Linked DNA regions of Homo sapiens: region 2 is linked to region 1. A link is a loop called in an ENCODE intact Hi-C map of the cell type or tissue named here. Cell type or tissue: endothelial cell of umbilical vein. All regions are shown on one strand.

Region 1 (2,500 bases):
TTTCCCTTCTTCCGCCTCAGAGAAAGCCTTTCCCTTCTTCCGCCTCAGAGAAAGCCTTTCCCTTCTTCCGCCTCAGAGAAAGCCTTTCCCTTCTTCCGCCTCAGAGAAAGCCTTTCCCTTCTTCCGCCTCAGAGAAAGCCTTTCCCTTCTTCTGCCTCAGAGAAAGCCTTTCCCTTCTTCTGCCTTAGAGATTTGCCTTGCTTCTCTGACCTCCCCGCATCCCAGCCCAAGAGCCCTTTCTGTACCCGTAGAGAGCTGAGGATGGGGGCATTCAAGTGACTTTGTCATCACCCTAATAGGAAATGTAAGTGACTTTTACAAGTTTAGTCCAAGTACTGTTTTCTTTTTTTTGGAGACAGAGTCTTGCTCTGTCACCCAGGCTGGAGTGCAGTGGTGCGATCTCGGCTCACTGCAACCTCCACCTCCTGGATTCAAGTGATTCTCCTGCCTCAGCTTCCCAAGTAGTAGCCAAGCCTGGCTATTTTTGTATTTTTAGTAGGGACAGGGTTTCACCACGTTCCTCAGGCTGGTATCGAACTGCTGACTTCAAGTGATCCACCTGCCTGGACCTCCTAAAGTGCTGGGATCACAGGTGTGAGCCACCGCGCTGGGCCCTGTTTTCTTAATAACAATGCTAAATGTGATAAGATTCTTTTCTGAGAATCCCAATTAAAGCATTCTGTTTCCTAGTGTTCTTACTAGGTTCACTTTATAGATTTCAAAGGAAAAAAAACCAGCCTGAAGGGTCCTTGTTGAAAACATTTCAAATATAAGGTTCATTTATGGCATCCTTGAAAGTAATTCAGAAACTCTTTGAGGAAAACAGAAACCTTTTAACTATACCAAAGAGGTGAGATTAGAGACAGGTGTTCATCAACTTCTAACAATCAGGAATTCTCCTTAGCATTACATGAAAAAGAATAAAGATCTCCCATTCTCAATTTGTCAAAATCATTCTCTTCTTTTCAGAGCCCAGTTAAAAAAAATAAAAACCAGGCCGGGCATGGTGGCTCATGCCTGTAATCCTAGCACTTTGGGAGGCTGAGGCGGGTGGATCACGAGGTCAGGAGTTCGAGACCAGCCTGACCAACATGGTGAAACCCTGTCTCTACTAAAAATACAAAAAAAAAAATTAGCTGGGCGTGGTGGTGTGCGCCTGTAATCTCAGCCACTTGGGAGGCTGAGGCGGGAGCACTGCTTGAACCCAGGAGGCGGAGGTTGTGGTGAGCTGAGATCGTGCCATTGCACTCCAGCCTGGGCAATAAGAGCAAAACTCCGTCTCAAATAAATAAATAAATAAATAAATAAATAAAAAACATAAAAACCACCCCGTGATTTCCTCAATACTTATCAACCACTCCTTCCTCTGCTATGACTCAGCCCACTGCCTTTCTATCTGCAGCAAAGCAGGAATCATACTGCCCTCTGTATTTCACTACGTATTAAGTTTTCTGAGTGCAAGAATTGCATGTCATTCATCTGTGTGTCCCTGGTGCCTGGTGCTTTGCTTAGCATTTAGCTGAACATGGTGTAACTCGGCTGACAGGAGCTCTGACATTCGCCTCTCCCCATAACATAGATGCTCTTTGCAGGCAGGAACTTAACTCTTTTTCGTATCCATATTTTCCACATTACCAGTAGAAACCAAATATACATTTGCTAAAATATCTATATAGGTGCTTCAGAATTCACCTTGCAGAAAATGTTCATTATTCTCACACACTTATCAACATATTCATCTAACAACAAAAAAACTATACAAAATATACGGTAGTATCATGCTGTGTTTTTATAATTCTCAGTAACCCTCTGCATAGCTTAATTCCCATACCCTGAGCCTATAAGCCTATATCAACAGCCAAATCGAATATAACTTCACTACAATGTCTTTATTACACAAAAGAAAATGATAATTCACCTTCTCTCAATGACTCTCCAGAGCTGGCGCCAAAAGTCCAAATTTCGTTCAAATGGAGTCAATATCAGCTTCTGTTCCTCTTCTAGCCTAGTTTTTGAATGAGAAGTTTATATATTTGCCAGATTATAATAGACAATTTTTAGCAGTGTAAATGCTCAAATTTATTACATTAAAAATAAGTACTGGGCACAAATATCCAGAGTCAAATTATTTTATATATTTCCTGCTGAGACACCATAAAAATACTATTTATTTAGACAATACTCCACCAAATTCAAATTTTATCCTGAAGCTATTTATGCCCTGGAAGTTTACCTATCACACAAAGTCATTTCTTTCCCACACTCTTACTGGAAAAATGTGCAGGAGAGCAGCGATCAACTCCAGGATGCCCAATGGCCAAAGAAGGGAATGAAAGGAAAAGGCCCGGAACTGAGCAGAGTAACCAACTCACGATCTCTGTGCAAGGATGCATTTGCACCTAGCAATCTTGTTTGTGCATACATCTATTTGCACTTGTTAGCAGAATGCTACCATTTCCTTCTTAAAAGAATCAAAACTTCAAAACACAAATGGCTGTGT
Region 2 (2,500 bases), 330 kb before region 1:
CAGCAGATCCGCTCCCCAGCCAGGGCAGGCACCACCCAATCCACTGAGGGCCTGAGTGAACAAAAAGGCAGAGGAAGGAGTAACTGCCCCGCGTCTTCCTGCCTCACTGCTGGAGCGGGGACATCTCATCTCCTGCCTTTGCACCGGGATTTATATCATCAGATCCCCTGGTTCTTAGGTCTTGGGACTTGGATGGAATTACACCACCGCCTTCCCTGGGTCTCCAGCTTGCAGAACCTGAGATCTCTCAGCCTCTGCAATTGCATGAGCCAATTCCTATCTATCTATCATCTCTTGTTGGTTCTTTTTGGCTGGAGAACAGACTAATACACGAATCTGTCCTTTCCCTCCAAATGCAGCTGGAATCTCTGCTCCCCTTTACAAAGCTTCTCTGCGAAAGGATCTCTCACGCCATGGTGGGAAGGGGAGCCTCAGACCCATAGCCTCCACCCCGGGAGGAAAACAGGGCCAGGACACACCAGCAGGCCTCCTTTGATGAAGACCATGTGGTTTTGCTCCTTCTGTTACTTTGACCTCTGAACCGCACCCCCACAGACCTAATGATTTCCTGGTAAATCATTTGTAACACCCGCTTTAGTCTCCTGAAAAAAAACTTCACAGATAATATCGTCAAACCTCGCAGAGAATTTAAAAATAAAACCTTCTATCTGTAATATTAATTAGAAGTCAAAGGTAACTTATAATAAAAGAATTCGTTTCCATGTGGAATGTTTGGCCAAGATCTCACTAACAGACTGGAAGTCACTGTCACTCACTCACGATGAGTAAAGGATGAATTTGTGTCCGTGTTTGACATTTTGCAATCAGGGCTAAGCATTGCCTCGGGATAAAGATTCCCAAAGTGCTGAACAACTCTTGATAAAATCCCAAAGAAAACAAAGCACAGTCTTCCCAGGATGCACGTTGCCAGGTGCGGTCCTGAACCGCGCGTCCACGTGGCAGCAGCGCGCAGCAGGAGGCTCCCAGCTGAGATCCTCGAGGACGGGGTTCGTACCACATCGGCATCTGGAGGTCGCAGGGGACGCTTGGAAGCCGTGGAGGGCGCGGGACGAGTCACTGTGCAGGACCGCGGCAGCGCGGGGACAATCTGGAGCGCCCCGAACGCTTCGCCGCCCCACCGGGTGGCGGGTGGACTCGCCTCCGCCCGGCGGCTCCTCGGTGCATGGGCCCCAAGCGGACCTGGCGCTTTTTCAGGCGTGCAGGAGACAGAAGCCGTGACGGCTCCGCACGCACGCCCGCATGCACTCCGGCAAGTATCCCCCGGGTCACCGTGTCAATGTGCCCGTATCCCTTCTAGGGGACCCGGTTCTGACTTTCCAAGAATAAAGTACCGCGCCGCGCCCGCGGGCGGAGCTGGGAGAACCCCTCCCTGGCCCTCCACGTCTGCGCGGGGCGCGTTCTTCCGTGCGACCACAAGGGGGCGCTCCGAGACCAGGCTCGGGACCTCTGCAGGCGCAGACTTAAAATGCTTGCAGATGCGCGCGTGGTGGAAGCAGGCTGAGAGGGCCAGAAAGCATTCGTCCTTGGACTCGCATCGCGCTAGACAGTCTAATCTTTGACGGCACCGTCCAGTTTTCCAATATCCACTGTTAGCACTGAACAATTGTGTCAATTGCATTTCCAATCCTCCTAAACAATGCAATTTTGATATATAAACAGCAGTTTTTACGTTCTTCCAGAAACAGATCAACGGGAACAGGTAAAACAATTGGCCGGTGCTTGCCTACCCCGTCCGCACCCACACCCACAGTTCTCTCTAGAATAATACTAACAAAAATAATAATGCAAGATAACGATTTTGGAGAACGTACCATGTGTCATTGTTGTGGGTACTTTATATGGATGCACTTATTTTATCTTCACCAATAACACTATGAGGTGGGTGCTATGTGATAAAACTATGGTGAGGACACTGAGCCACAGACAGCTTAGTAATTTGCCGAGGGCTGCATGACTGGCAAGTAGCAGGACATCACTAAAGAAGGTACAACATTCAAAGCTTCCTGGAAGAGCGTCCTGCCTGCTGGAAGGAGGAGCTTTGGAATGTCTTAGCCATCCTTTACTATAAGAAAGCGAGGCAGGCCGGTGGCGGTGGCTCACGCCTGTAATCCCAGCACTTTGGGAGGCCAAGGCGGACGGATCACGTAATCAAGAGATCAAGACCATCCTGGCCAACATGTTGAAACCCTGTCTCTACTAAAAATACAAAAATTAGCTGGGCATGGTGGCACGTGCCTGTAGCCCCAGCTACTTGGGAGGCTGAGGCAGGAGAGTCGCTTGAACCCAGGAGGCAGAGGTTGCAGTGAGCCAAGATTGCACCACTGCACTCCAGCCTGGCAACAGAGGGAGACTCCATCTAAAAAAAAAAAAAAAAAAAAAAAAAAAAGCAAGGCAGAGCGCACCCCCAGCTGCTGTTTCTTCAAAAATGCAAGATTTATGAGAGCACTAATGCTGAAAAATTAAAAACATCGGCCGGGCG

What was found. Peaks named below come from ENCODE experiments on the same cell type or tissue, not always from the same donor. Only the 100,000 strongest peaks of a DNase experiment are listed, where the experiment ranks them.
Region 2: a loop joins it to region 1, with 20 times the contacts of the local background. A loop is called at or near these places in 6 of 110 quality-filtered maps.

The regions. Positions count from the first base shown.
Region 1 is chr3:194,663,639-194,666,138 of GRCh38, forward strand. It overlaps LSG1 (large 60S subunit nuclear export GTPase 1), which reads right to left. Exons shown (of 14, transcript NM_018385.3): 5 at 1,919-2,005. Among named protein-coding and RNA genes, the nearest start is that of LSG1, 7.3 kb to the right of the region's middle. In endothelial cell of umbilical vein, a CTCF peak has its summit at 1,433; a DNase peak (open chromatin) is centred at 1,413; H3K27ac peaks cover 1,028 bases.
Region 2 is chr3:194,332,497-194,334,996 of GRCh38, forward strand. No RefSeq gene overlaps it. Among named protein-coding and RNA genes, the nearest start is that of CPN2, 18 kb to the right of the region's middle. In endothelial cell of umbilical vein, a CTCF peak has its summit at 1,420 (motif pointing right); a DNase peak (open chromatin) is centred at 1,445; H3K4me3 peaks cover 562 bases; H3K27me3 peaks cover 771 bases.